3 separate regions of the Mus musculus genome follow, and all the other regions are linked to region 2. A link is a loop called in an ENCODE intact Hi-C map of the cell type or tissue named here. Cell type or tissue: left cerebral cortex. All regions are shown on one strand. Links, peaks and the distances in the headings refer to the core of each region. The heading gives the core; the rest is flanking DNA. Region 1 has its middle 75 kb from the start of BC046251. Region 2 holds the start of Tjp1 (tight junction protein 1). Region 3 has its middle 99 kb from the start of Tjp1.

Evidence for each region. A loop is a pair of places that touch in the nucleus more often than their neighbours do. Peaks named below come from ENCODE experiments on the same cell type or tissue, not always from the same donor. Only the 100,000 strongest peaks of a DNase experiment are listed, where the experiment ranks them.
Region 1: it touches region 2 in a loop (2.3-fold over the local background); 2 of 42 quality-filtered maps call a loop at or near these places.
Region 3: it touches region 2 in a loop (1.8-fold over the local background); 4 of 42 quality-filtered maps call a loop at or near these places.

What each region holds. Positions count from the first base shown.
Region 1 is chr7:65,501,138-65,511,991 of GRCm38, forward strand. It overlaps a transcript of Tjp1 not described here. Among named protein-coding and RNA genes, the nearest start is that of BC046251, 75 kb to the right of the region's middle. In left cerebral cortex, for the core only: a CTCF peak has its summit at 5,508; a DNase peak (open chromatin) is centred at 8,409; H3K27ac peaks cover 985 bases.
Region 2 is chr7:65,362,892-65,373,745 of GRCm38, forward strand. It overlaps Tjp1 (tight junction protein 1), which reads right to left and starts at 8,353. Exons shown (of 27, transcript NM_001163574.1): 1 at 7,919-8,353. The coding sequence starts at 7,945. In left cerebral cortex, for the core only: no CTCF peak of the experiment used is centred there; DNase peaks (open chromatin) are centred at 6,359, 6,474, 7,567 and 8,415; H3K4me3 peaks cover 4,802 bases; H3K27ac peaks cover 4,294 bases.
Region 3 is chr7:65,464,557-65,475,410 of GRCm38, forward strand. It overlaps a transcript of Tjp1 not described here. Among named protein-coding and RNA genes, the nearest start is that of Tjp1, 99 kb to the left of the region's middle. In left cerebral cortex, for the core only: a CTCF peak has its summit at 4,753 (motif pointing left); DNase peaks (open chromatin) are centred at 3,833, 5,837 and 7,032; H3K27ac peaks cover 1,309 bases.

The DNA.
Region 1 (10,854 bases), core at 1,341-9,340, 140 kb after region 2:
GGTTGGAAGGAAAGATGAGGCTGGGGGGGGGGTGCTGCTGCCTGCCTCCCCCACATCATCCACCCAGCCCGGGGCATCTTTGTAGAACTCCGTGGCTCAGAACACCCAACAGGAGCTTTGTGTCCCTCCCCAGCTCCAGCTTCCTTCTCTTCTCTGTTCCCTCGGCCTGAAAAGCACCTCTGCAATTTTTGTCCCAATAAAGTCACATGTGGCTTTCCTGTCCTCTTCTGAGGCTGCCTTTTTTTGTGATGTTGTCTATACTGGGCAGCCCTGAGTGTTCAGTTATCTCCTGAAGTACCTCATACCACTTCCACCGTCACACATAACATGTGTTTATACTCTGCTTGGCTGTGGCCAATCCAAAGGCAGGCAAGCAGGTGATGATGGGACGGGTCTGAGATGCGGGATGGGAGCCCCAGCTCAACTAAAATAGGTGAGGCTTGTGCATCTTCTGGCTATGAGGCTGGTGCTTAATTTACATGCAGGGGCTGGAACAGTCAAGCTGGAGGGAGAAATGGAGAGGGAAGGCTGGTCCCTAGCACAGGCGAGCAAACGGAATCTAAGCACTAGACCGGGACAGGGTCTATCGAAATCCAGCATGTTTATCAGATCACTGAGACAAAATAACAGAGCCGACCAGCTTAATAATAGAAAAGGCTTAAGGTGGCTCATGGTTTCTGTCTACAGTTGCTTTCCGACCTGTGGCAGCCCAATACACCACAGGAGAGTGGTTGGGAAAGCCTCTTTATAGTGTGGTGGCTAAAAAAATATAGCCACACAGAAAGAGGCTTGGGGGTAAAATATCCCTTCAAGGTCACACTCCCTGAAGACCTAACTTTTTCTCTCTAAGCCCCAGGTCCTAAAGGGTCTACCACATGCTAAGAGTGCCACAGGCTAGGGACAAAGCCTTTGAGGGGGACATTCACAATCCGAACTACAGCATCCAGGGTCTGCTTCCTTGAGAGACTCAGGGTATACCAGAGTGTTCCAGTGACATCCCAGCTGCCTCCTCTTTGAGATCTTAATTTCCTTCCTCATTTCATTAAGAACTAATTTCTAAACAGGCGCTATTCAATTCTGATTAATGCAATCCAGCCTAAAATCAGAATGAATGAACGCCCCCGTGACCCGCTGCTGTTGAAGAGGGATTCTAAGCAGGTATGAGATGTTGACACTGCTCCAGGACAGACACAAACTTCTGAGCCACAGAACTAAGCCAGAAAGCCCATTGGACTAAGACAGAGGTCTGTACTCAGAAGAATGGAGTTCTCAAAGGCTCCATATTAGAAGTGCTTCTTAAAAAAAAAATCTTGGAGAGGCTGGCTGTAAGAATGTCTTAGGAATACCTTGGGTGAATACAGATGCTTAATGAAGAAGGTGACCACAACAGGTAAAAAAAAATCTGCCACTAATTGGTTGTCACTTGGCACATTGCAGTCAGACGGGTCTCTGGAATTCCTAGTTACATAAATAGCCAGATTTCTTGTTCCGTACAGTGTTAACTCCCTCTGACTCCTCTCTTGCTGGAAATTAATGAGAGCGATAATCCTGGTAGATCCTTTGCCCTCCAGGAATGCAGCTCCTACCCCCAGGGTTGACAGTCACACTCCAGTACCATTTCCAGTTTCCAATACAGGGCCAGCATTTCAGGTCAAATGCTTGCTTAATGAACTGAGAGTAGGGGGCCAACCGATGAGGACAAGGGGCCCCCAGACACCACGTGAGCCAGCATCTGCGAGATTCTCGAGTTATTTTCCTAAGTGAATACTCTTGTCCTTTGGTCAGTCAACACTTTTTAGAATCTATGTGGGCACCATAATGAGGGATGAGTACGATACTCTGGCCTCAGCCTTGAAGGAGCTCATTTTACAGATAAGTCCAATAGGAAAAAAAAATCACTGCCAGTCATGATAAGGCACAGGCAAAACCTAGAAACCTGGTTCTTCCGGGAACTGTGGAAGCCAAAAGCAGAGGGTGGGGTTCCCAAGGGAGCAAGCTAGAAGGAGTAGACCTCCTTTAACAAGGATTGCTGGCAGATGGCCGTCTGTCCCAGCATGACTTTCCTTAGCCTTCCTTTAATCATGTTACTATTAGAGAAATCACTTGAGTATTTTGCAAGTTATAAAACACTGCCCTCTTTTAACACACAGTAATACAAGATGGTTCACTGGGTAAAAGTGCTTGCTGCCAAGGCTGTCGATCTGAGTTCTATCCCAGAAACCCACAGTGTGAAAGCAGAGATCTGACTCTCGAAAGCTGTCCTCTGACTTCTACATGTTTGCCCTGGCATGCGTGCTGTGGCAAGCATATGCACACTTGCTCTCTCTCTCTCTCTCTCTCTCTCTCTCCCTCTCTCTCTCTCTCTCTCTAAATGTTTTTCTTTCAAAAATCATACGAAGAATACAAATACAAAGCAACACTAAACTCTTTTATCCTTAAACATTTAGAAGAAACATTTGGGCCAGGTGTCGGTGGTGCACACTTTTTAAAAATTAATTAATTAGATATTTTCTTTATATACATTACAAATGCTATCCCGAATGTTCCCTATACCCTAACTCCACCCTGCTCCCCTACCCACCCACTCCCGCTTCTTGGCCCTGGCGTTCCCCTGTACTGAGGCATATAAAGTTTGCAATACCAAGGGGCCTCTCTTCCCAGTGATGGCCGACTAGGCCATCTTCTGATACATATGCAGCTAGAGATACGAGCTCTGGGGGTACTGGTTATTTCATATTGTTGTTCCACATATAGGGTTGCAGACCCCTTCAGCTCCTTGGGTGCTTTCTCTAGCTTCTCTCCACTGGGGGCCCTGTGTTCCATCTTATAGATGACTGTGAGAATTCACTTCTGCATTTTCCAGGCACTGGCATAGCCTCATACGAGACAGCTATAACAGGGTCCCTTTGCAGATATAACAGCAAAATCTTTCTGGCATATGCAATAGTGTCTGGGTTTGGTGGCTGATTATGGGATGGATCCCCGGGTGGGGTAGTCTCTGGATAGTCCATCCTTTCATCTTAGCTCCAAACTTTGTCTCTGTAACTCCTTTCATGTGTATTTTGTTCCCTATTCTAAGGAGGAATGAAGTATCCACCCATTGGTCTTCCTTCTTCTTGATTTTCTTGTGTTTTGCAAATTGTATCTTGGGTGTTCTATGTTTCTGGGTTAATATGCACTTATTGGTGAGGGTGGTGCACATTTTTGATCCCAGCACTTGGGAGGCAGAGTTACAGTCAGAGTCAGGGGGATCTCTGTGAATTTGAGGCCAGCTGGTCTACAGAGATTCAAGAGTGCCAGGGCTACACAGTGAGACTTTCAAAAATGGATAAAAGAAATATCTATATGCAAATATTGGAAATCATTAGGAAACAGGTATTATACCTCTTAGTGTCCTATTTCTACTGAGTGATTACTCTAACCAGATCTTGGAGAAGCCCTGAGTATTTTTCCCACCCAGTTGTTTATAAATAAAAATATAAGAATCAAAATCATACCATCTCAGGTCACTTTTCAGAAAAAAAAAATATTTCTTATAACCAACGTAAGGTTTCATCTACTTTTTTGTAAAATATGTGAAACTGTTCTTGGCCTTTTTTATCCTGATCTTTCTGAAAATTATTTTCACTCAGATCAACTCATTTTTTATGCAAATAAATGTTATTTTACCAACCGTGATGTTTGTGGGCTATAGTTTCAGTCCTGTGAATTCTCTCTATTGGCTGCTATTTTGTTTTTTTTTTTTTTACAAAGCCCACTGTCTTGGCTCAAGATCTGAAGGTTGAAAACCTATCATGAAGATTTCATGCGTTTGTTGTCTGAGTTAAAAAGCCAGACGTAGACACGAAGTGTCAGCATCTGTCACCGTGTTTCTCCGGCTACTGAGCCTCAGGCCACCTATGTCTCTCTCAGGCCACCTATGTCTCTCTCAGGCTTGTCTGCGGTTACTTCTTCCAGGAATCTCATAGAGCAATGCAGGGCTGGTCCGTTTTCATGTGAACTCAGTCCTTCCATTTAGATATCATTCAGTCACCCAGTGATCCAGTGATCACTGAAGAGCACTCTGAAGCCTTCCTCACCCTTAAGTGATTCCCACTGGGTTCCAAGTGCAGGATCAAGGATTTGGGGGTACAGGGCACTGGTAGGATAAGCACAGCCTGGGCTCAGCAATTCCCAGCACACGTGAAAAGAGTCATGGCAAAAGTGAAAATGCACGCCGGGCGTTGTGGCGCACACCTTTAATCCCAGCACTTGGGAGGCAGAGGCAGGCGGATTTCTGAGTTTGAGGCCAGCCGGGTCTACAGAGTGAGTTCCAGGACAGCCAGGGCTATACAGAGAAACCCTGTCTCAAAAAACCAAAAAAAAAAAAAAAAAAAAAAAAAAAAAAAAAAAAAAAGTGAAAATGCCCTGAGGCAAGATTTTCTAGGTTCTCCTGACACTTGAAAGTCCAGTGAATGACCACGCACTGTGACTGTGTGTGTGTGTGTGTGTGTGTGTGTGTGTGTGTGTGTGTGTGTGTGCGCCCAGGTGGGTGTGTGAATTTGTACGAGATAGAAACTTGTATCCCAGAATCATCAGTTGATAGTCTCCTGACAAACGTCTGAAATGGTGATTATTCAGACCTGTTTGTTAAACCTAACATATGCATGGCCAGGAGGAAAATCAAGGGAAACGTGCTGACAGACCTCGGTGCTTCAAACTCTTCCATCTGCAAAGCATGAACACAGTCTACCGCTCTGCACAAACACTGCTCCTGCCAGATAAGAATATCCCAAGCCATGTAGGGCACATGAACTACATGAAATGCAGTGTCCTGCGTGGCGTGGACACTGGCCCAGTAGGAGTAGGACTGACTGGGAGACTGGTTACAGTGAATAGAGTTAGACTGGGTGACATGAAAGTATCTAAGGGTATTGAGGGTCAGATTCCTCACTCCTGGACTCGTACCAGGAAGGTGAGAGCTAGAAAGGGGTCCTGAGGTAAAGAACTGATATGCGTATTAGTGAGGAGATAAGGCAATTGAATGCACAATGCACTCTAGCGTGTGGACACTCGCACACTAGCTCACACAGGTGCACACATACAGTTGAACACATGCTTTCTCTCTTGTTCTCTCAAACATACATACATACATACACACACAGAGGTAAATATACACATCCTCACACACATTCACAAAATAAAAGTTAATCAATTCAATTATGTGTGTGTGTCTACACAGACACACACACATACACACACTCATAAGTGGATGAGGCAATCTTTCCTTTCACACACAGTGGTAGTAGAAAGAAAGAAATGAAGACAAAGTCACAATCTGGGACCCACCGCAGGGGGTGCTCACTGCGGCAGCGGTACCTCTAAGGCTGAGACTTGAGTATGGAAGGCTGGTCTTAGAGCAGCAGTTCTCAACCTGGGGGCCACACCTCTGCTATCCCATGTATTTACATTATAATTCATAACAGTAGCAAAATTACAGTTATCTAGCAGCAGTGAAGTAATTTTACGGCTAGGGGTCACCACAGCCTGCGGAACTGTATGAAAGGGTCGCCGCACTAGGAAGGCTGGGAAGCACTGCCTTAAGTCTCAGTCTCTCTCTCTCTCTCTCTCTCTCTCTCCCTCTCTCTCTCTCTCTCTCTCTCTGTGAAATTGTCTTCAGTAAGCAGAAGAAGCACAGTGAACTACGGGGAGAGAGGGGACAGGCACAGAACAACCAGCCCAGCCCAGTGACAGCCGCCCAGTGGCTGCTGCCTGACCTGACGTCAGACACCCAGAGAAGTGCACCAGCTCCTGGGGTGTTTCTGCTGAGGAGTACTGTACAGACACAGTGAGGGTCCTGGGGTGTTTCTGCTGAGGAGTACTGTACAGACACAGTGAGGGTCCTGGGGTGTTTCTGCTGAGGAGTACTGTACAGACATAGTGAGGGTTCTGGGGTGTTTCTGCTGAGGAGTACTGTACAGACACAGTGAGGGTCCTGGGGTGTTTCTGCTGAGGAGTACTGTACAGACACAGTGAGGGTTCTGGGGTGTTTCTGCTGAGGAGTACTGTACAGACACAGTGAGGGTTCTTTCAGATGGACAAGACATGAAGGGCAGTGCAGAGATCATCGCTGACGGTGACAAGATGGCTCAGCAGAAAACGGAGCTTGCCACCAGACCCGATGACAAGACTTCAATCCCCAAATCACATGGTGGAAGGAGGGAGCTGATTTCTCCAAGTTGTCCTTTGGCTTCAAGCGGGGCACTGTGGCATGGGCACCCCGCCCCCAGTGTCATTTTTAAAACAGCTGATTGTATTTTCCACTCCCAGTGCCTTGGAGCTTGTTGCCATAAAGCCATTTAGTAACTTATCTACATCGCCTCCTTTGATGGACAAACATTTACACAGAGTGAGCCCTACTGAGCCCTTAACCCTACATCAGCTAGTACAAAGCAATCTAGTTTTATGACACCGTTGATGTCATCCGTCTTGGAGACTGTGGAAGAAAGTGTACACAGACATTTGACTCTGGAAGCTTAGATGACAAAAACACCCAGGGATGAGGGAGGACATGGGACCAATCTGTCCAGACAGACAGACAGACATGCTCACAGAGCTAAGGGAAAGACAACTGCAGCCATCATGACCCTTTGTATTGGGGTCATCTGGCTATACTTCCCTCAAAGTATATCCATACGGTTTTTGACTTTTTAAACTGAACACCATCTGGTCATATTTTGCACAAATTTTAATTAGATACCTCAAACTCACTCATGAAATATACAATTTTAATAAAGCCACGTGTTGTGGGCAGAAGTGGAATTATAAGACCTTTTCAGATTAAAAGTATCAAGAGCATCCTAATTTCTACCTGGCTGGCAGATTGAACCATCATCTATCTATATGACTTAAGACCTGTCAACACCGCTGGCCCATGCTTTCTGACTCCTATGGGAGAATCATTCTCACAATGACACAGATCTCTGGACATACGAAGAGGCCTCAGAAATGCATCTCTGTCAGGAAGTGGCATAATACCGATTACAGTTTACCCCTCTTATGTTTTAGCTTCTATGGTTTGGTCCTTAACGGCTGTATTCACAGGTAGACCAGTCACCACAGTCATTAATGAATGTCCTCCTTCCTGAGTCACAGACTCTGGTCTCCCTGCCGGATGAGGACACACTTGCTAGCTCAAGTGGCCAGTGCACCATCAGCCAAAGGCACTCACACCCCTACAGTCAATATGGCCTGCCTTCCCTCCCCTCACCACCACTGCTACTACACTTCCCTGTACACACCACATCCTCCCATATGACCCCATCTCTACAGCCTGTTTCCACCACCTCTCCATCATCGCCAGCATACCCATCATCATCATCATCTGCATTACACTTCCAGCATCATCTCCATCACCAAACGGCAAAGCTACCATGCTTCCTGCCATGACGATAAGGGACTGGACCTCTGAAACTGTAAGCCAGCCCCAATTAAATAAGGGCAATTCCTTTATAAGAGTTTCTGTGATCATGGCGTCTATTTTTGCAAGAGACACTCTCCCTCCACACAGTTACCCCTACCCCCAGCATCTATGCGATATTGGTTCTAGGCTTTCATGGTTGCAGGAAACCAAGGATTCACAAGTCCCTTATAAAAACTGGAATAGCATACATCATACACATACACTCCTATACGCACTTTAAATCCTCTCCAGTCCATCTACTTAATAGAGTCTTAACGATATATAAACAGCTGTTTACTATATTGTTTGGGTAAGAATGACAAGAAACAGTATATTTTATTTTTGGTTTGGTGACACATGCCTTTTATTCTAGTACTTGGATCTCTCTGAATTTGAGACTAGCCTATCATACAAAATAAGTTACAGGCCATCTAAGGTTGCATAGTAAGACCCTATCTCAAAAACAAAAAATTCAAAGAAAAAAGAAAAGGAGAGAGAGAGAGAGACAGAGAGAGAGAGAGAGAGAGAGAGAGAGGATACATCTTTGGTAGAGACACAAGTGTTTTTTCAAATACTTCTGACCCACAGTTGGCTGATTTAGAGGAAACCAACTACACAAAGAAGAGGGCTATTCATCACTCTAGCATCCCCAAGGGGGTTGGGGCGGGGCTGGGGTGGAAGGAGAACCATGTAGCACTAAATGTTGAAGAAGGTTCAGATCTTCTAGGAAAAAGACATCTATAGAATAAATTTGTTCACCTCCGGCCTGGTCTGGCAAGATTTTACCAAGTATCTCTGGACACATTGTCAAGAACCAGAAAGACTGGGTGGAGTCCAGGCCCCTCAGTGCACTATGGAGAAGATCAATTATGCCCCAGGGTTTACAGAGTGAGCTAGAATGCCAGTCCCATTTAATCCCCACAGAGAAAGCTGAAACAATTGCTTCTCCCCAGGACTGAAATGGCACCAATCAGAGTCCGGGAAGAAGGCCAGCTCTCAGTTGGATCCCAGGGCTTCTGGGCCAGGAACAGGACCTTGAGGCTTCCGTGATAGGGCTCTGCTTCTAGCTACACTTGATGTGTTTCCCAAGCAGCGTTATGATGGAATTCTTCCTCAGACAGACTTGAAAAGTTCAAAGTCAAAAGTAAAAATATGGTAGCTTATGAACTTGATCTTTCTTTCTATTATTTTTTTCTTTTGTCTGCTTTCTTTATTTTTGAGACTGGGTTTCTTTGTGTAGCCCTGGTTGTCGTGGATTGCTATATATACCAGGCTAGTTTAGAACTCAGAAAGCCTCTACCCTTTGACTGCTTGAATTAAAGGTATGCACTACCATACCCAGCTTCTGTTTAACCTCAGTAGTAGGCATAATCAGCCATGTATTTAGTATTTATATAAATCTTAAAAATGGTACCTAGTAAGACAAAACTGTCGGGTTTTGTGAATTAGAACACTGATAATGAGACACCTATAACTATTTCCTAGAATAAAGCTTATCTGCTCCTATCCAGCGGATACTCTCAGAGGCCTTAACCAGACAGCCTTCCTTTGGCCAGGCAGCAGCTTCCTCTGCAATAAAGTCTTCCACCTTGGAGGGAAGTTTAGTAAGATACAGGATGTGTTAAGAGTGTGTTAAAACATCCCATCCCATAGGAATTCCATCAAGTTCTCTGAACATAAACAACTCCCACAGCTTCAGGAAGTCCCTAAAACTTACCAGGTTCACTAAGCTCCTCCCTCCTCAAGTGTAGTAAGCTACAAAGACACTCTCAGACAAGACAAGCTGCCTAGGAGAGTCTCAGACTAGCCTAAAAGAGACAATCTCCAACCTGTTGAGCTGCCTGCAAGTTGTTCAAGGACAATTGTATTTTAGCCCCATGCCAAAGATTCTATGTACTTAGACATTATAGTATAAATTTTAAGTCAAAGTGGAAGTAGCAAAGCTATTAAACTCTTGTTTTTTTTTTGTTTCTTAAATATGCATTTATTTTTCTACAAATGGGAAAATTTTTGTATAAAACATGTAACAATGTATACATATGTTCAAAGAGTAAAGTAAATATGCCATGGCTCATTATGAGTATGGAAAGAAAGAAAATAAATTCAAAGACTCCCATTGGTTACAGCCACAGACTTTGCAATTATATCCCCACAAGTGGAAGAGAGAAGGAGCAAAGTGGGCCAGAGTCCACCATCCTTCAGGGCAAAGGGAGTACACACCACTACTGTTCTCTGAGCATCCATATCCAGTTTTGCAACAGTGCTACAATGAATGCCCTTCCAGGAGGCTCTGACCTTTCACCTCTAAGATGAAATCACGCAGCAAAGATTTTCCAGAAGAAGGAGATTGACCCTGCAGAAGGCAGTCACTCTGGGTGGTGCTATCTTCTTCCTTTCTTGATCATCAGCCAGACTGTGGCTGGATCGATGCAAGGGGGAAATTATCAGCAATTTAAAACCTCATTTGATAATCACAGAGAAAAGGTAACTATATTTGAGTCTGGTTTCCCTGATCATTTAAATATTCACCTGTATTTGTGGGAAGTATTCCCAATGACATAAAGTTCTAAGGCAGTGGTTCTCAACCTTCCTAAGGCTGCGACTCTTTAATACAGTTCCTCGTGTTGTGGAGCCACTCCAACCATAAACTGATTATTGTTGCTACTTCATAACTGTATGAACTATAATAGACAAAGGTTTTCCCAAAGGGGTTGTGTGCGACCCCCCAGGGTGAGAACTGCTGTCCTAGGTAGTAGACCTCATAATGAACTCAACAGACAAGTTATAACCAAAATATAAATTCACTACAGCATTGAATACAATCACCTCCAAAAATCTGTGTAAAAAATGTTTATGAAGCATAAATGAATGATGTTCTTAGACTTGGGGCCAATTCCCAGGATATCTCATTATAGATATGTAAAGATGCCAAGATCCCAAGCCACCCCAAACCACCCCAATCCAAGCCACCCAGCTCCCAAACATGTCAGAGAAGTGGTGGACAGCATCAGGAATCCCCCTCCCGACACCTTCACATTTTAAGAAAGAGCAGCCTCCTTCCCAACCAGAATGGTTGCTTCAGCAGGGAAACACAGTTTACCGTGTACTAGGTGGACCAGCTAACATCGTACGCCCGCAGCAATGATGCTGAACACTACACTAAGAGCAGGTTCCCACTCTTAAACGCCAGCAAGTAACTCAGCTCTGTTCCTCAGAGTAGTGACCTTTCCCTCCTGAGCGCAAAGCTCTTCATGTTGAAGCACACACGTGTTTTCTATAGTCATCCCCCTCCCCGCTGTTAGCTCAGCCGTTGTTTCTGGTTATTCATAAGTGTTTTCTAACCAGCCTCATTTCACCTTGTTAGGCCTGTGTTATAAAAGATGTTCACGAGCAATTTTACGTAAAATAAGTAG
Region 2 (10,854 bases), core at 1,939-9,938:
ACTTGGGAGGCTGATATAGGAGGACTTTGCCAAAGTAGCCACATGTAAAGTTTTAGAGATCTCTGGTAGGATACAAAAGTAAGTAATAAAATTATAGAGAAAAGTACCATAGAAAGCAAAACAAACATGGTCTTTGGTAGGGAGGAGACTGTGGCCTGGCCATGGCACATGCAGAACAGCACTTAGCATCACACTCAGGATCTTGGCTGCTGTCTGCTCTCACTGTCACAACACTCACCAGGACAGAGACAGACATAGACTTAGTGTTCTGGCTCCAGCATCTCGCCACATGTCTAGTAGTAATGGATGGACAACAAGTGTCTACTCAATACCAAGTTCTCAAATCCAGACTGCTGGGAAGTTTATAACACGTTAGACCCTCCCTAACTAAACGGAAACAGTAACAGGAAACACAGAGCCTATCTCCCATGCCAATATAGTCACAGAGTTGCACGAGTTATTCTTAATTACCTTATGTTTCTGAGATATCAAATATGCACAAAACATTTCCACAACTATAGCCAGACTCAATGTTTTAAAGTTAACAAAGGAAAATCTAGAAACTGTGTTAGATGTAATTTAGCTAACTCCTTAACCTTACTCCACCACCACACCCCAAAACAAACAAAAGCCCAGAGCAGAACGCTGTTATTGTTTTAAGGGTTTTTTTATTTTTGCTTTGTTTTGTTTTTAGATTTATTCATTTTATGTGTGAGTGTCTTGCCTTTATCTGTGTGCACTGCGAGCATGCTTGGTACCCACAGAGCTCACAAGAGGGCATCAAATCCTCCAGAACTGATGCTGCAGCTGACTGTGGCCACCAAGTGGGTGCTAGGAATCAAATCTGGGCCTCTACAGGAACAAAGAATGTTCTTAACCACTGAGCAATCTCTCCAGCCCTGGTGCCGTTTATTTACTGTCAATGTAACTGTAACTGCATCCCAAAAAGACTGTGTTTCTCTCGCCTTGTGTGGTACTCTTCTTTATAATATTACTACTTCTGCATTCTCCAACATAGCTCTAAAACTTTCTATGTGGCTGCTATGGCTAAACACTATGCTCCTTCTAGATCACCCTCCCAAGTACTCAGACTGCAAGAACGCACCTCCACTCCTTTCCTGGTGTAGCCTTTTTCTTCTCTGCATGCTGCAAGGTGTCACTGTGTAGCCTAAGCTGATTTTGAACTTGTATCTGTATGTGGTACATGGACCTGAGCATTGTGCGTTAAATATGTAGAGGCCAGAGCAGGACATTGGCTATCTTCCTCTATCATTCTCTACCTTATTGCCTTGAGATGGTGTCTCTATTGAGGTTAAAAAAAAAAAAAAAAAAAAATCAAACCAAAACAAAACAAAAAACTGGCTGTTTAGGCAAGGCTGGATGGCCAGGGAGCTCTCAGGATTTGCCTGCCTGAGGTCCTCACTGCTGAGGTTACAGGTGAGATAATCTGGAACTCCTTAGCTAGAGAGAAACACAGATGAGGATAACTAGGAATAGCTAGGGATTCTCAGGCCTCCTCTTCCCCAGGGCTAGGATTACAGGCATGCACTTATGCAGTACTAGGGACTGAACACTGGCCCTTGTGCATGCTGGACAAACAAGCTCTGTACCAACTAAGAGCTATACCAAGCCCAAAACTCTTTGGTTTCTATGTAATCAATTACAAGGCTTTTGGTTAGTGTTTTTGTTTTGTTTTGTTTTGGGAGGGGGGGTTGATTTTTTTCAAGACAGGGTTTCTCTGTATAGCCCTGGCTGTCCTGGAACTCACTTTGTACACCAGACTGGCTTCAAACTCAGAAATCCGCCTGCCTCTGCCTGCCTCCCGAATGCTGGGACTAAAGGTGTGCGCCACCACCACCTGGCGAATTACAAGTTTTAAAACTGATCATTATACTACAGAGCAGCTGCATACTAAAGCTATATAAACTTCTAAAGAGCAGAAAACTAAAACAAAATGTACTCAATGTTAAAATTAATTAGTCATTCTTGGTATCCTTTTAAATTCTAGAATTAGAAGATCTACTTATAAATTTAACATATATTTTAAAAACAATTTCAGAACTGAAATCGAAAGATGATGGTAGTAGCTTAAACTAGTAACAGCAGTACTGAGCAGTGTGGAGGGGAGACAAAAGAAGAACCAGATAGTCTGGGGTCATTCTTAGTTTTATGAGACCTCATCTCAAAACAATACTCATAACAAAAACTTTTTTTTAACACTAACACCAATATCAAAACAGTAAAAATGCCTAAAATAACCAAGAAGAAAATGAATTTTTTAATTTCTGAGACATGATCTCTGTGTAGCCTTGGTTGTCCTGAACTGACTCTGTAGACCAGGCTGGCCTCAAACTCACAAAGATCTGCATGCCTCTGCCTCCTTGCTGAAAATGGAAATTTTTATCTTAGGAATTTACTCTATTTTGGGGTGTTTTTGTTTTTGTTTTGTTTTGTTTTCAAGACAGGGTTTCTCTGTATAGCCCTGGCTGTCCTGGAACTCACTTTGTAGACCAGGCTGGCCTCGAACTCAGAAATCTGCCTGCCTCCCGAGCACTGGGATTAAAGGTGCGCGCCACAACGCCCGGCTTGGAATTCACTCTATTTTTAAAAACATAAGAGGTTTTAGCCAATCAAAACAAACTTACTATCAATAGAAAATATTACCTTTGCTTTGGACCTTTCTCTGTGTGGCAATTTACCTCCCAGTATTCTGTCAACACAAAAACACCTCGTTCTGACAAAGAACTAAAAATGCGCATGTGACAAAATCTACTAAACCGCTCTTTCACTGCAGCCACAGTTAAGACTTAGTACAATACATTACAAATACAACAGCCCAAGACCTGCTTAGACCACGCCAATGGTGTGCTTCACAGGACAAAGTCTGGCACTGCTGGCTTTATCTCCAACTGCACAGCCAATCATTCAGAATCCAATTATTCTATCCATTTTCAAGTTATAAAATGAAACTCATGACTCATTCCTTCATACCTACCAAGCTTCTCTTCTCACTCATTATTAAGAATTTATCTGCTTAAGAAGAAATGGAAATAAAGAGCCTAGTTGGCCCATAAAGGAGCAACCTGAAGCCACTCTTCTCTGCAATAAATAAATTAAACAGTACTCTAGGTCAAAGAGAGAAAAAGGCCTATTTTTATTGCTGGCTTACAAAGAAAATGCTATTCAGAAACAGCAAGTTGGACTGTTTGAAACTTGGTAAATAAACTATCCTATCCTAATGTCTATCTCTTTCCAAACTTACAAGTTTTTATTTTTTAATATTGCCTTTCAAAGTTCAGAGTTGAAACAAAAAAAAACCATTCCAGTCAAATATTTCATGGACATCATTCTAAATGAAAACTGTCTTTTAATATTTGTCATTTGATAAAAATTTTGACTAACAGGTTAGTTGGCAGTGCTGCCCCTCCCCCTCCACCCTGCCCCATGCTTGTCAGCAGTTACCAGGCTGCTCAGTGGGGACTTGGCAGAGAGTGTGAATGCGAGCTTCCCAGGCCTGGGATGTTCTACAGCTAGGCACATGAGGACTGACATCAAGGGAGTTAAAAGCTGGGCCCCTGTCTTTCAGGAGACTAAATTATTAACACATCACAGCTAGATCAAGAAAGAAAATGACATTTCCAACAATTTCATCAAGTCTATTATTCTAAAAGACACTCCAAAAAGGATTTTAAAAACTTTTTTTTTCCCTTAGAGACATTTCCCTAACAGCACTATAACCTATTTTATTTATTCTTAACATCTGTACTGAGCTTATACTAGGTCTCTAAATAGAAAAGGATTAAAGAGCAGGTAAGTCAAGAGGCAGAACACGGTTTCTAGGAAAAAAAAAAAGCAACTATCTGTAATTTCCCCCTCAAACCAAACAAGCAACAGTTCTCTAAATACCCATCAGAGCTCTAAAAGCACAGACTACTTCAAGCTCCTTAACGATTGGTGAGTGAGGCTGACACTATCACCACAGCAAGCAAGAGGAAGCATTGAGTCTTCCTGAGTCCGAAATAAAAGTTTACTTTCTACAAGCTCCAACCATGATAGCATCTATTAGGGAAACCAGCATTCTGTCAATAAGCTATGAAGATATCTTAAAAGCTATATAATGTAATGAGGAATATCGGCCAATTTACATGAACTAAAGCTTTAATGAATAGCACCTAAAATGCTGAACACACCAACATACTCAAAAGCCTGTGACTAAAATACATTCTGGTGGAAACTACTGTGCAAACTGAGCAAAGTAGGTGGGGAAGCATCACTAGAACAAATATCCTAAATGGTGGTAGACACAATAAAGTGGAAATCGTAAGCCTCAGATGAGTTTTTGCTTACTCTGGAAGCACATGACGCAAATACTCATCCGCTAACTCAGCAAACAATCCCCATCTAGAAAGACTCGTGTAGTAATTAGTTTTGATCATTACCTTAGCTATTTTCTATAGTTCTTAAGGTTAAAATATGTTCAGCTGTTGAAAAGCAAATCCACTGTGCCTCAGTTGATAGCTGCCTGAGAATCCTTACAATAGACAGCAATGGTTTAAAGAAGAAAAGTGTAAATCACTTTTATGTCCGTCTACACTATAATCGCAGACATAGCCACTAGGAAAAACAAAACTGTTCCTCAGACACAAACATCGCACTACACAGCAAAGCAAGAACACAGCCCAGGAGGACAGCACAGAAATCTGTACTGTTTCCTCCAAAGTGATACAACTTGAAAATCCAGAAGCCAGCGCAACTTCCTTCAGCCACTTTCTGTGGGTCAGCCAATGAAACTGTTCCTAGTAATTATTAATACCATTCCCTTACGTAATTACGCAATTACACGGTAAGTCAGAGAGCCATCCCCACACTTCTGTTTTCAACTTCTGAGTAACTGTTATCAGGTATGCTAGTAAATAAACCTCACTGCAAACTCAGATGCACACCATACACAGGCCTTTCTTTCCCTTTATTTACTCACTATCATCAGCAGAGAATCCCTTCCCAATCACTCCCCTGTGCGTGTGCGTGTGCGCGTGCGTGTCTGTGCCTCCCTGCACTTCTTTTCTCGTGTTTTGTCAATTATTTTTTCAAACGTTTAAACCTTCATGAGGGGCAAGGAAGGAAAGATGGTTAGTGACTAAAGATGCTTGTGACTCATGGATGCAAGCCTGACCAAAGCCACTAAACTGTCATCTGAGCGCCACTGGTCATGTCACCACAGCACGTACCTCCATCATACACACCCACAAGAAATAACTCCAAGAGTCATCAGGATCTTATTGTTGTTTCATATGAAGCAGAAAAGAGAAACTTTTAAAACAGGATACCAGTCTTTGTAGTTCTATTTATGAAATAAGGGATTCTTTCCCGATGATCTATACTTAGTTTGACATATATTCAGTTTTCCCTTTTGCTTGTCTTAAATGTGCATATCACAAGCTTTCTGCTTCCACTTCATAGCATTACTGTGAGAATCAATTGAATTACCCCCACAGATTAATCTTAGCTCATATTTTTCATTTTATTTATTTACTTATTTTGGTGTTTTCGAGACAGGGTTTCTCTGTGTAGCCTTGGCTGTCCTGGAACTCACTCCGTAAACCAGGCTGGCCTTGAACTCAGAAATTCGCCTGCCTCTTGCCTCCCAAATGCTGGGATTAAAGGTGTACGCCACCACGCCCGCTATCTTAGCTCATATTTAATGTTGATCACAATCACTAACAGCCCATAAATATGTTATTTCTGACTATGTGACTCCATTCTCTATTTTAAAGTACTCTGAATTTATAATAAATTGGGTTTTCTGAAAGGACTTTCTCCTTGCATTCATCTACGTGGTAAGATAAACATCTTCAGCTAACATGCTTTCTATACCACCACAATGGAACTCTCCTTAGAAGTCGCTGCACTTAACCATCAATTCAGGGACCATGGGTAAATCTATTGACTCTCGTCAGCCACAGAGTTTTATGGCACTGACTTGGATTTATGTCCTTCATCAAGATTCAGGCCAACTCACCAATATTTGCTGTGTTTATTCTTAGGTAAAGACTTTGGAGTAAGAGTTTGTGTATATCAGAATTTGAAACGCACTCTTTGGCATAGCAGTTTCACTTTTAATAAGCTGACATAGAGTAGCAGGTGTACAATACAAAAATGTAAATACAATTATATAAATTATACTCATTGCAATAACAATATCCTGGAAACAAGCCCAACAGCTCCATCCAAAAGGCAGTGATGACTGGAGCGGCATGGTGAAAACTACTCGACCTTACAAAGCTGGAGAATGAAAAGTACTGACGCACTCAAGTTCTACAACTGCTGTGCCAAAAACACAAGAGCAGGCTGCAAAACGAGTGTCTGTATGTCTTCACAGGGGTAGGAGAAACAAAAGCACCCTATGTAAAACAACCATGGAGCTGGAGCTTAAGCATTTTGGGTTCCCTGAGAACAATAAATGTGACTTAGGGAAGGAGGCAACTGGTTAACACTGCATTCACTAGCTCATTGAGGGAGGGCCTGGCTTTATGTAAGACTGCATCCAAGAAAATAACCCTTCAGTTCCCAGCTAAGGACGCAAATATTTAACTACAGAGGTGCCCCTATGTGCCATAAGATCTCAATACCATAATTTATGTGTAAAAGCACACCTTCTAAATCACCTTGCCACAGCAAGCTATTGGAAACACTTCTCTTGGAATAACACTTTCCAAGTGTGTTGTCTTGACTAACAAGTACCAGAGCTCACACTCTGAAACAAACTGACATTCTGTGTAATATGGCAACAAAGCCTTTCATCCCAGGAAAGGAAGTCCCAGCAAATGCAAATATCATCACTTATATTTTAAAAGTAACAAATGTTGCACTGATTCTAGTTTTTGGACCCAGTCTTTCTTTTAGATCTCTTATCAATGTTTGCTCAAAAAAAAAGATACAAACTAAATTACTCCTACAGGAGCAATACTCTATTCCTTAAAACAATCTATACTAAACCTTGTATCTGCCAAAGAAACAAGGTCCTGTCAAGAATTCAGAAATTTCCATCTATTCTCAAAGGTTATGATTAAGTATTTCAAATAGAAAACTACATAAAATCACCACCTGTTTAAGCTGTTTGAATAACGGATTGATTTTTCTCACACTGTATGTCTGTCATTGAAAAAGCAAGCACTTTAGGATTTTTTTTTAATTAAAACGTACAAAAGAAGGATTCTACTTCATCTTTAAGAATTTTAGCCTAATGTAATAATAATATAACACACTGTCAAGAAGCACACTTCAAAGCACACAGGAAAATAGGCAAGTTGTTTTGTGCAGAATTCACCGGGCTCTTTTGGTTTGCACCCATCTTACTGTCCATGTGTAGGGACACTTTGTGCTACTTCTGAAAGTTGAAATTAAAGTGCTTAAAAACTTTCCTCCTTCTGTGGCCTCACATAAATAATAAACCTCAAAATAAACCATAGCTACTCTAGAGCTGAGTGTTTTGCTGTCTCCAAGCTTTATCGCTGCCATTGCGCATACCGCAGCGGGTGACATCAGATCGAAACTATAGGGTTTCGTCGGGTACCAACCACTCCTCCAGAGCCAGCCCCGCGGCTACCCACCCACCCTCCTGCTGCAGCTGACACCCCCGGGTCTCCGCAGACACGCTCCCGGGACCTGAGAATCCTCACCCGGGGCGACTTTCCAGGCGCGGGACCTGTTGCACGTCGCCTCCCAGCGCGAGCCGGAGCCAGGCACCGGCAGCCGTGCACCTGCCCGGGCGGCAGGCGCACCCCCAGCCCGCCCTCCCGCCTTCCCTCACCGCCCCGCCGCGGTCGCCCCCGGCTGCCGCCGCGGGGAGGGCGGGGCGAGGCTCCCCCGCCGCCCCCCGCCGCCCAGCCCGCCGCCCGGCTGGCCGAGAGGTTCTCACCTTAGCGGCCGCGGCCCTGGCGGACATCTTGTCTCTCTCCGCGCCGCGCGAAGCTCCTCGGACCCGAAACTCCGCGCCGCCGGCCCGCCCGCTCCTCACGCCACCGTCCGCATAAACATCTCCCGGGGACGAGCGGGGCAGGGGCGGGGGAGGCCGGAAAGGCCCGGCCCACGGGGAGGGGATTCAAGTGGGACAAAAGTCCGGGAAGCGTCCGCCCCGCCCGGGCTTCTCCGCGGGGCACACCCGGCCGCCTGCTCGGCCTCCGCCGCCCTCCGCCGGCTCGCCGCTCCGCAGTACCCGGGCCTCCGGCTGTCCCCTACACCCTCGGGCGTCTCCTCCAAAGCCTGCTCCCGCACGTAACTTCCCCGGAACGCGCGGCCGCCGAGAGACGTGCCGTCGGCGGGCAGAGCCGTCGCGGGCAACTCAGGCGGCCACGCAAAACCTGCCGGACCGGGCCACTGAGCATGCCCAGCCGGCGGGGGCGGGGCCTCCGCGAGGGGCGGGGCCAGGCCGGGTCCGACCCCCGCGCGGAAGGAAAAGCTCGGCTACCCAAGTTACTTGCTAGGCGGTTTCCGCTGCCGCGCGATCCATCCTGTTTGTTTTTATCACAGATCCGGCAGAATTCGATTCACCCCCACCCCCGAGAACCCCAAACTCCTGTGTACTAAAGCTTTTTGACTCCCTACACAGACTTGTCTACTTTCTCCTCAACCAGCAACCCCAGATGGGCCCCACGCAGGAGTGTGACAATTAAGGTCGGCCTGGCCAATACCCAACTGTGGTTTCTTTAGCCTCGCAAGTAACAATGGTCACAACTGTCACCATGTGTCTCGGCACTGTTACCCCATTGGAGATATGTTTTTGTTTAAAGCACAACAGAAGCGTTCTAGAAGGCTCAGGACAAACCGACTGCCTTAAATAAACCAGGTACAAATCTGGACACTGAGATAATCCCAGCCCCCTTCTCCCGCCTCGCTAGACAGGGATCTCAATAGAATATTTTAGGCTATCAAGATTGCTGAAATTCTTGGCCCCTGAAGAGACAGAGCAGGCTGCCTGCCTTTCTAAACCAGAAAAGGATGTAAGGACACGCGGAATTCAACAAGTTCAATAGGCCACTGTGCAAACTTAGGCCAACTGTCTTGCTGAACCAAAAAAAAAAAAAAAAAAAAATTAGGTAGAAAACTATTTCGAGCTTCATTAATTTACATTCTGTATACTGCAAAGCTCTTAAGGAATATTAGAAAAATTTAGTAACATTAGATAACATCCTAAAGTACCTAGCATAGTGCTACAGTAGCCATACAAGGAAGAGGGAGACAGAAGCATCGGCTTTTAGACTATTGTTGTCTTTTGAGAATTCAACTATATGACCAATTTAAACCTAATTCTAACTTGGAAATATCCATACATGAAATGTAAACATCAATTAAGGTTTCAAAGTCAAGTATTTTGTAACTCTAAGCCAGCTGAACCAGAAAAGAGCATCGTGCAAACCAAACCCTGTTTCTCGGCATGTAGGAAAACAGTTAAAGTCAGTTTTGTTTTTTGTTTTGTTTTGTTTTAGTTGTGGTGTGTGTAGTTATTTCACAGGCAAAGTGTCCTGTGTTCTCTCAAAGGGGGTGATTAAATTTATCCTATGAGAAAACAGCATTATAAAAGACTTGGGTGTGCTGTGGCTGAGAAAGCGGTTCCTGAAGGACTTTCATACCAGGGAGGGCATTACCATTTAATAAGAGATGCACTCTGCAAACCTGCCTAGCAGTTTGATGCGCCTACTCCTTCCCTTTTCTCTTTGGTCAATCAGTTTATCAAGTCTATTATGTAAGCTAAATATTAGATCACTACATCGTGTCTACATCTAATTTACCTGATTGGTCTTATCTTGCCATGGCTTTAAAAAAAAAATGAAATCAAGGAAAACCATTTCACTTTCAGAACACTTTGCTTTAAAAAGTGTGTCAATTAAAAATTTCCAAATAATGTAACCATTCTTAAAATTTTTCCAGTGGTATTTTGAGTAACCAAATTAAATTATCTAACATGAACTATAAGCTGCACTAGGTAAGTTGAATAGATTTTTTTTTTTTCTGAAACAGGGTTTCTCTGTGTAGCCCTGGCTGTCCTGCAACTCACTCTGTAGACCAGGCTGGCCTCGAACTCAGAAATCCGCCTGCCTCTGCCTCCTGAGTGCTGGGATTAAAGGCGTGCACCACCACGCCCGGATTCTTTTTTTTTTTTTTTTTTTTTTTTTGTGAATAGATATTCTTAATATCTAAACCAAACTATATTTGTATATCTTTTCCAAATAGCAAGGGAAGGGTCCCATCATTTACAGAAATGAAGGTGCGGGTGCCATCATGAAACCTATTAATTTGTATCCTAACAAAAATAATTTTAAAAAATCATTTTTAAAGAAAAACACTTTTGGAGGAATCTTATCTCCTCCCTAAAGTTTAACTGACTGGGGGTGGGGGATGTTTCTCTACAGTTTATGGGGAGGGCTTCAATATGGGGGAGTAGAGCGCATATAGCATCATCACTATCATTCTCATGAATTTAAATTTAAAAGGGAGAAATGCAAGTAAGCTAGAGCACCTCACTGAAAGTTACAAGAAAGTTCAACCAAACATTTCTTCCCTTTGTGTGCAGATTTCTTTCTGATCTAATGCAAAGGAACAGGAAACTGAAAACCACAACACTCAGAGGCACAACTTCCTGTGGGACTTCTGGTGTCTGCGGTCGGTCGGGTCGGTCGGAGCGGAGCGAAAGGAACTGAATACAGCAGCTTTAGAAATCTTAGAATTGCTAAGTACCATGGCCTTGATTCAATGAACTGTGTCTACACTCACTCATTATATATGGATATTTATGTTTCTACTGTAAAAACGAAACAAAAGACAACCACCTCTAGAAAGGCATAGTGAGGTTGCTTT
Region 3 (10,854 bases), core at 911-8,910, 100 kb after region 2:
AAGAAAATTGTCACTATGGAAAACTGCCTTGTGCATGATTTCTGCAAAGTTTACTTAGTCGGAGGGAGCTGTTCCACTTTCAAATCTGTATATACAGAAGGACTGATAAATTGTAACTATTTGGAAAGCCTTGCTACATTGTAAATAATTAACAAACTGTTGTTCAATATATGGCCAGAGTTTTCTAAGGTCTCAGAAGGGCAATGGAGTGCCCAGGGTAGTGTATGTTATCCCTACACACACACACACACACACACACACACACACACACACAATTTAGCATAACAGAGTAAGTGGGGAAGTCATCACTGTATTTCCTCAATGGGCAACAAGCAATGCTTACATCTAATCCACCAGAGGCTGATTAACTTCATCCCTAATTAAAAAAGGAAAAAAGATGGTAGCATTAAATTCATATTTACTTTCCATGATGGCGGCTAAGGGAAACCCACGGGATGGGGGGGTGGGGTGCTTCAAATCCCTACATAAGCACTGTCACAACACACAGTGTTCTCTTGTCCTGGTAGCTTTCCTTGTCTCACTGCTCAGTTCCTGAGCCCACATAACGTCTGATGTCATTCAAAATTGGAATTTTTCTCGAAGACCTCACCTTCAACATAGCAGATCTAACTGTTAATCCACGATATTAGGTTTAATATCCAGAAATTAGGTTTAAAGCCAACTTACTGCTATATTTGAGTAACATTTCTAAAGCTACACTACACAATTGGGATATAGTATTACCAAACAGTGAGCTGGGATATTATATGGCCTTTTCTCTCCAAGCCACACCCCCCAATCATTCTACATGCCAACACACTCACACACACACAAAGATACACACATGCGTACATACAGACACCCCACACATACATAAAGGCACACATACACACATACAACACATGCACCTCTTTCATGATCTATATTTCTGGATTATATTTAACCAAATCAATGTTAATTTTTTTTTTCATAATTTTGGATGGTTATTTCAACTCCCTCTGGAGAAGTCACAAAGGTGAGACACTTCAGATTCAGTCCTTGAAGCTGTCTGTCATTGTTGCTACCATTGACTTCTGTTTTAAGAAATGCCTCACCTGTGAAATGCTGTCTTCTGGACATGACATAGCCAGTGAACTCATGAACACAACAAAGCCGTGGCTACCTATACAAGGGTGGTACAAGACTGAGATGGTCAACATCCCTGCACAGATGGGAGAGGCATGGGAGACCCCACCCTTCCTTGAGGACCAATCAGTACTGAACGGCTGAGGATGGAGTCCTAGTCTTCAGTGCTGAGCCAGTTCTAAGGTACTCAGGCCCCAGGAAATAACCTCACCCCTTGTCCATGCAACAAAACCCTATTCAACTCGGTGTCTCACAAACCCAAATCAACAAAAGGACATGCAGACAGGGTGGGGATTGAGTAGGAAGAAGGGTTCATTAAAGGTGGGGGTGACAAAAGAGAGTAATGGGAGGTGAAAATGGGGTGACACCATCAAGGAAGAAAAATAATTAAAACATGGAAAAGAGAGTTGGGGGGGGGGGGAGAGAAGAAGGGAGGGAAGGGAGGGAGGAGTAAAGGAAGGGAGGGAGAGACAGAATGAGGGAGAAAGAAGAAGAAGAAGGGGAGGAAGGGGTAAAGGGAGGGAGGGGCAGGAAGGGAAGGAGGAAGGGAAGGAGGGAGCGAGAGGGAGGTCTTGTCTCATCAGGACACTGAGAACTCCAGCTCAGCTGGGCACAGTGACTTGCAGTCGTTATCTGAAGCTCAGTAAGTCTGTTACAGTGGGAAGGTGCCAGCCAATGTGCCACACCACAGGGTGTGCTTGCGAAGGTCAAAAGGCAGCTAGCTTTCCGGAGCCTGCTCTCCGCTTCCCTCATCTAGGTCTCAGGGACAGAGCTCAGGTCGTCAGGCTTGGAGGAGAGCGCCCTTTACCCACGGAGGCGGCTCGCCACCGCTAAGTAGTTTAAGATTCTGACTTGATTGTGTGGACAATAAGAAGACCTGATAAAAACATTTTGAACTTTCCTCTGGGTGTGAATAGATGAAAAAGAGTATTATGCCTATAATTATATAACTGCTACTATTAAAAAATACCCACACCAACGTCTAACTAAGAAGTAACAGCTACATGTTATCATTTCTCTCTCTTGAAACCCAGACAACCCCACTATCAACAAAAATCCTTCAGTCAAAAACAAAACAAAACAAAACAAAAACCAAGAGATACAGAAGTAACAACATTTTTGGAGGGGTTAGAGACTCGGCAGAGAAGCATGGACAGGATGAGGAAGCAGCAGCTGGTGAGAGCACTGGCAGGGAGGCCTCTGCTCTGAGTGAGCACCCCCACCCACCAGCCTCGGCTGCAGGTGGGGAGCACTCAGCCAGAGAGCCAAGGTGGGGAGGACACTAGGACTCACAGGGAAGCCTGGTGGGTGAATGACCCTAGGGCCTCTTCAGACCCAGAGCAGAAGCTCCTCTTAGAGAACGCTTGCTTGCTCTAGAGCATCTCACATCTCCACCAGGTCTTCCCTTTTTATTGTAAAATTCACCACCCTAACCATTCAGAAGGGTATAGGTCCGGCTTGGTACATTCACCCTGTGCAGTCATCAATACCAGACATCATGGAGGTGCTCATCTTTCCAGTCGCCACTGGACACCACGGCCAGAGTCTGCCCCTGCAGCCCGACCCAGCCTTGGCAATCATTATTCTGTTAACTTGTGAATGTGAGAGCTCTAGATGACTTGTGTATGTGGACTCACAATTATCTGTTGCTTGTGACACCTGACTTCTTTTACTGGTGTCACTTCTGGCAGGTTCACACATACTGTGGTGTATTTCAGAACTGCCTCCCTTGTAAAGGCTAAATATCTATTCATCTGTCAATGAGCGATGGCTTGCCCCTACCAGTTGGCTACTTTGAATAGTACAGGCTGTGAACTTGGGAGTGTTCCTGCTTTCTAGTGACTCATGGGTGAACAGATAACAAAGGGTTAGAGGTCATTGTAGAAAAACTTTACAGCGTGATAGACTGAAACCAAGATGAAGGAGGAGGAAAGGCTCTTGAAAATTACCATAAATAAAACACGCTAGGTGGGTTGAAAGCAAAGGCATAGAACTCCTCAGGTGAATAGTATAAAGTGATAAACCAGGGCTAGAGGTGTAGCAAAGCAGGAGAGTGCTTGCTTAGTGTGCACAAAGCCCTATGCTTACACATACACACACACACACTCACACACGCCCTCTCTCCCAGCACTACAGAAACCAGGTGTGGTGGCTCAAACTTCCAATCCCAGATGGCAGAGATAGGAAGAGCAGGAGGTTAAGGTCAACCTAAGTTATACTAAGTTATATCACTGAGTCTGAGGCCAGTCTGGGCTGCAGAGACACAGTCTTAAACAGTCAAGAATTGATGTGGATGTTCTCAGTTAACAGGATTTCCCCAGAAAGAGAAAGAAGGCATTTAATTAAAGAAACAATAGAAGACGTGTCCTTAAATATGAGATCATCTCAATGCTTGTGCAGGAAGATAGAGATGAGAGCAGATCCCGGGGGAAACGGAGCCGTGAGCTCTTACCCTACCAGGAAAAAGAGAAGCAACACACATAGACAATGTTTTTTGACTTCAAAGGGAAATAATACACAGGCTAGAATCCTACACTGAATCGAATCACCAACCCCCCAGCCATAATGGAGGCAAACTAGGTCCTCTCTCCCAAGCCGACTCAGGGGATCGGCTGAGATGTCTCAGGAGCAGAGGGCCTTGCATTCTGACCTTGTACTGGGCCCATGATTCATTCATCTACTCCATGGTTTGTATTGCGTGTCTGCCGTGTGCCAGGCACTGTTCTTTTCTGGGCTCTGGTGACACAGAGGTGATAAAACAAAGTTCTGAGCTGGGTGTGGTAGCACATGCCTACAATCCCAGCACTCGATCGCTCTCTCGGAAGAGGAAGGCAGGAGGATCAGGTAAGGTTACACAGTGAGTCTGAGCTCAACCTGGGCTTCAGGAGACCACTGTCTCAAACAAAACAAAACAAAACAAAACAGCAACAAAAGCACCCAGTTCTTACAATCATGGAGTTCTCATTTTCAAGGGGTCAGCTAAGGAGCAAATGTTTCATTAGGGAAATGAGCAGGGTCAGATTGGGAGGGTAGAGCCTGCTGGTGTACTAGATCAGAGGTAGGGACCCAGAGCAGTGAGAGTGTCAGGCTGGGTGACGGAGCTGGGTCAGGCTCCAGAAGGGGGAAGGATAGTAGTTGTTGGGACCAGATCTCCTTCCCAGTTAGCCTGGGTATTAGCATTTCCTGAAGAATCCCCATCTTTTCTGCACCCTTTGGTAGGTGAGTTCTTCCCAGAGCTTCCCTCTGCCCCAGCAGGACCAAGCACCCAATTACTACATGGCAGGGCCTATCAGGCCTCTTTCTTCTCTCTGTGGTACGGAGACTCTGCAAGGGAGATGAGACTGCAGAAAATGTCCTATAATAGTACTGTTCATGTGAATTTTCATAAGCCAGACAGGCAGAGAGAGCCCCATCAACTTCACGTATGGATGGAGAAACTGAGGCAGCGCCAGGTAAAGAATGTGACAGGGCCACGGATCACAAAGGTTTCAGCGTGGGCTGGAGAGATGGCTCAGCAGTTAAGGACACTGACTGTTCTTCCAGAGGTCCTGAGTTCAATTTCCAGCAACCACATGGTGGCTCACGACCATCTGTAATGGGATCTGATGCCCTCTTCTGGTGTGCCTTAAGACAGCTACTGTGTACTCATATAAAAAAATAAACAATAAAATAATAATAAAATAATAATTACAAAGGTTTCAGTGCACACTCTGACTTGGGTCTACTTCAGGGACGGACACTAGGTTCATTCTTTTTTCTTTTTTACTTTTCCACGCAGGTAGAAATGGAGCAAATGATCTTTTTCCTTTAGCATTTAATTACATATAACTGTCTTGGAGTTCACGTCAGCTGTCTTGTTCTCTATACTCACAGTAACAGACAGACACCAGAATGATTATCGAAACAACTAGGGAGGGGAGGCAGCAGAAGCTAATGGCTTGAATAAACTAAAGCCCACTTCGATGTTTTGATGGAATTAAGCAGTGACTGCCTCAGCCTTTCCTTGCAAACAGGAACTTCCTTTTCTTGGCTGCCTTTAGGTCCCAGCTGTGTCCCAGGTGCAGAGGAATGTTTGTCTTTGCTGGGCAGAGACCTGCGATGGTGCAAGACCAGAGGGGTGGTGCATGCCAGCCTGGGGAGTCAGCAGCGGGGCCTGCTGCTCCTGCTGAGCAAGGACAGGAGGGTGGCTCCTGACGCTTGTTCAAACACTGAGTCATAGCTTGCAGGAAAAGCCAGGCAACTTCCTGACCCGACTTAAAGCACTGCCCTGTCTATTAGTTTTATGACTGCTCTCACCTCAAATTCCTAAAATTCCCCGGAAGAGAGAAGCATGCCACTGTCTTCAGTTCACTTGGAATGAACCAGGAAGAGTAAAAACGGATGGTGGATGTACAGGCGGACATTCAAAATGACTAAGAGTAGAATCTGGGTTTTCCTTACAGGCGCATTGATTGCAAAACCCTTCCAACTTCTTTATGGTTTTGGTAAAACACCGGAGGCAGCAGGGAAGGACTTCTCCTGGGATAATTTCAACGTCCCTTTGATTGATTCATTCGATAAACCTCCATCCAGCTTCCCGACTCTCCATACACCTGGGACGCTCTGCTACCTTTTGAACCCAGCTGCCTTGAAGTTACTAATTGTTTCCTTGCACTAAACTATTTTCATCCCTGTGTGCCCGCCCCCCTAGATTCCTGAACTTCGGGAAGATGTGGGGTGCCAAAACGACTTCTTTGTTCTCTGCTCTCTCCAGCAGAGATGCCAAGAGGCACCAACCAACCACTCCCTCTCCAGCCTGAAGCACATTTCCTACAAGCACAAGAGGCCAAGCCTGGGAACAGACCGGCAGAAAACAACTTGAGCAGCTCCTGCCTACCAGGAACACCTCCAGGAGCTGGAGCTGGTCAGTGCTCCAGTAGGCTGTGACATATGAGATGCACCATCACAGCTCCACTGGAGATGGAGAGGCTCCCTCCATCACTCACCCCAGTCTGTTTCCTGGGCTGGAGGTCCACTGTCCCATGACCCTAATCTTCCAAGATTCTTTCGTTTATTGCCATTTTTTTGTTTTTGTTTGTTTGGTTTTTGGTTTTTCGAGACAGGGTTTCTCTGTGCAGTCCTGGTTGTCCTGGAACTCACTCTGTAGAGCAGGCTGGCCTTGAACTCAGAAATCTGCTTGCCTCTGCCTTCCAAGTGCTGGGATTAAAGGCATATGCCACCACTGCCCAGCTGTTTATTGCCATTTTGACAGAGCATGTATCTTTTAACAGTGTGGATCATCATCATCATCACCTGCCTGCATGTATGCCTGCATGTACGCCTGCACACCAGAAGAGAGCACCAGATCTCATTACAGATGGTCGTGAGCCACCACGTGGTTGCTGGGAATTGAACTCAGGACCTCTGGAAGAGAGCAGCCAGTGCTCTTAACCGCTGAGCCATCTCTCCCACCCAACAGTGTGTTTTTCAATAAAACATTTTGATCGAATTTCACCCCTCAGACTCAAGGATCAAGATTTTTGTTTTATTGTTTGAATAAGAAATGTCCCTATAAATTCATGTTTTAAATTCTTGGCCCCCAGCATGTTGCACTATTTGTGGAAATTAGGTAGACTTTGGGGGAAGCAAGTTAGAGGAAGTAGGTCACTAAGGGAAAGGCTTTGAAAGCCCTCAGTCCCCCTTACCCCCTGTCCCCACTCCACTCCCTGCTTCCCCAGAACCCCTCTGCCTGCCCTGAAGTTCCACCAAGCAGCCATAGGCTAAACAGTCTGAGACCATTAACCAACATAAATTCTCCCTGGCTGGGGAGCTGGGTGTGTAGGCAAGTGCTAAAGTTCCTGCGTAAATTGTCTGAGGCTTTGGGTCCCACGTCACACACTCGGACACGCTGCTGCTGCTGGTGCTGCTGAAGATGTGGTTCAGTGGGGGAGAACTTGCCTGGCAGGAGTCTGATCCCCCGCACCATAACAAGAACTGAAAAGAACAGTTGTGTACCCACCAACAACCCCAGCAGGCTCCAGGGAACCCTTCCAATCCAATGGACTCAGTTAAACTAAATGGGTCACAAAACAAATCCAAGTCGTGAACCTGGGGAGGGACCAGTAAGGAGAAAAGAGGTTTACAGGGATGGGAGGGGAGAGAGGTAAGTATATTCAAAGTACATTATATATACATGAAATTGTCAAACAACAACTTTAATTGCTAAAACCACATCGTATTCATGGATTGTATTGGAATTCTATAAATAAGCCTATTAATATACTGTTGAATTCTATTAGTTTAACATTTCACTTAAAATGTGCACTGATGTTGGTAAGTAAAATTGTTCTTTAGTGTCCCCCCGCCCCTACCTTTTTAGTTTGATAAAGAATCAGACTTTAGTATTAATGTTACAGTCACTTCATTAGAAGAGGCTAGAACGTTCCTTTTCTTTCTGAGATCTGGGGAAAAGCCCTGGGTTATCTGAGCTTTATGGACTGGGGTGGGGGTGGGGTGAGCAGTTCTGAGGAGTGAGGATGGAGGTGGGGACAGGACGTCCAGGACACCATGAGTGCATGGAACAATCTTATCCAAAGCTCTTCTTCTGTGCTCTTGTGTAGCCAGGCTCAGACTTCCTGTCTCTGCTGATATCATTGGAGTAAGATACATTTTCACAGTTATCATAGGAAGTTCCCTTTTCATCTTGTTTAAAAAAAATATTCACAGTTATGAAAAGAATATATTTTCTCCTGTTTTAACAGTTATTTCCCCCCACCGTATCTTATTTTGATATATTTATATATCTGTCCTAGTTTTCTTCCCATTGCTGTGACTATAAACCAACTCAATGGAGAAAAAAACTTACTTGGCATTTATTTCCAGGTCATAAGTCACCACTGAGGGCAGTCAAGGTGGAAACTCAAGCAGGAACTTGAAGCAGAAACCATGGAGAAATGGTGCTTGCTGGCTCACTCAGATTTATACTTAGCTAACTGTCCTACACAACCCAGGGCTGCCTGCCCAGGGGATGGTGCCACCCACAGTGGGCTGGGCCCGCCTGCATCAGTTAACAATGAAGACAATCCCCACAGACATAGCCACGGGCCAGTCTCATCTGCATCTCTGCTATCAGATGCCTCTAGACAGCCTTAAGTTGATAATTAAAGCTAATAGGGCACTATCTTTCACCAGTTCATTTTAGTTAAGTGGGATTATTGGTTTTTCGTTGTTGTTGTTTGTTTTCTTGGACCAATCCTTGCTTAACGAAGTCTTCTGTTTCTGTTCACTGAGTAGGTTCTACTTTTGTATTTATTTTTAAAAAAAGATTTATTTATTTATTTATTACATGTAAGTACATCGTAGCTGACTTCAGACATTCTAGAAGAGGGAGTCAGATCTCATTAAGGATGGTTGTGAGCCACCATGTTGTTGCTGGGATTTGAACTCACGACCTTCAGAAGAGCAGTCAGTGCTTTTAACTGCTGAGCCATCTCTCCAGCCCGCTTTTGCATTTATTAATCCTATCTAATTTTAGTTTATTTTGTTGTCTTCTGAGTTTACCGCTTAGTCCATCACTTTTATTTATTTTCAATTTGTTCCCACAGACATTTTATGCTATGAATCTTCCTAAACATTATTTCAACCACATTCCATAGAATCCAAAAGCTAATGGTATTATTATTATTATACCATTATTCTATATTTTATTCCTTTTTTCCCTTGATCCAAAAATTGTTTTGAGTTTACATATTTCTGGGATATAAAGTGCTTTAGTTTGTGTGTGTCCCAACAAAACTCATACACTAAAACCTTACATGTCGGCAGGACAGGGTAGAGGCAGGCTTATAGAGCAGTGGTTTCAGCACTTGCCTAGCAGTGTGGAGGTCCCAGTACTGGGACCAAAAACAGCACATTAACAGCAGCAGTAACAACAGTGCGCGCGTGCGTACACACAGACACACACACACAAAGTCTTTGAAAAGTCACTATGTGTGACAGTAAAGATTGCTAAAATGAGATTAAAATAAGCCCCACAGAGCTGTATGAATCCCCGAGCACACCAAAGGCTTCTCCCCGATCCCAAACGCTCCCTTGATTCTAGACTTCCCAGCTGCTAGAACTGTAATGCATATATTTCTATTATTTATACAACACCCAGTTTATGGACCTTTTGTGACAACAACTCCACAGATGATGACAAAGTTTCTTTAAACATGAATTACATAACTTATTTAATAGTTTGAACCTCACAGTAAATGGACCTTTTTTTGCTTTGTTTTGTTTTGAGACAGTTTTTCTGCTGTTCTGGAACTCACTCTGTAGACTTTGACCTCACAGAGATCCACCTGCCTCTGCCTCCTGAGTGCTGGGCTTACAGGCCTAGGCCACCACACTCAGAAAGGGAATCCTGAAGGAACCTTTTCCCTAGTTCTTAAGACAGTGTGAGCTGTGACCCTCAGCCAGGTCTGTAGGGTAACATGTCTGTCCTCTCTCATTCTATGACCTCAGAAACAAGACTGACCGTACGTTCTTCCTGGTTTCCTTAGGTAACTGCTGTGCTCTTGACAATACTTCTTCAAAATAAATATGGTAAAATATCCACCCACAGGCTTTCCTGCCTTGGCAGTGCTTAAGTGCACAGTTCAGTAATGTTGTCTGTACCCAACGCTACTGTGTGCCCACCCTTACCTTCAGTACTATTAACCTCTACTTACACACAAAAATGCTGTTTCATTTCTGTTTCCCAAAATTATTTGAATGTTTATGCTGTTGGTGGTAGTTTGTTTTTTTAAACAAAGTCTCATTCTGTCCCCCTAACTGACCTGTAACTCACTACATAGCCAAGGACAGCCTTGAATTCTGTACAACTCCCCTACCTTAGCCTACACTAGAACCACAGGCATGAGCCCATGCCCTGCCTGGAAGTTATCTTGTTTATTTAGTACAATGACCAACTTAACGTAAGATCAAATAATACAAGTAGATCATGTGCACTTGAAATCAAGGTATAGCTGTATTGTTGGGATTCAACACCCAGCGCTTACTGATCCTGTTGATTAGTTATTTAGAGCATATATTGCCTTACTATGTTTTTTTGTTTGATCTATATGAGTAAGAATGAAGTTCTGTAAACCTCCCAATATTTAAATTTTAATTTACTTACTGGAGTGTGTATATGTGTGTATGTGTGGTATGTATGTGTTTATGTGAGAGATGTGTATATTTATAGTCTGTATGTATGTGTGATATGCTGTGTGTGGGCTATGTATAGAATACGTACGTGTGTATATGTGTCATATGCATATTTGTAGATTATGTGAGTGTAGTGTGTGGTTTGAGGTGTGTGTGAGAGAGGAGTGGTGAGTATATGTGCTGTGGTGTGTGTGTAGGATTATATATATATATATATACATACACATACATACATACATACATATATGTGTGTATGTATATGTATGTGTGTGTGTATGTGTGTGTATGTATGTGTCTGCCTGCAGATGTGGAGGTCATAACGCGTAGAGTCTGTTCTTGTTCTTTTTCCCACATGTATGTGGTTTCTGGGGATCGAACTCACATTGTTCAATTTGGAGACACTTTACCCACTGAGCCAATTTCCCCAGTCCTCAATTGCCCAACTATCAGTGTGAACTGAAATCTCACGTCTCCTGCAGAAAAGCTGCGACTGGGTTATTTAGAGCAGACAGCTAATGCTGCACACCGCAACTACTTTTAAATGTGCCTGCACTGCAC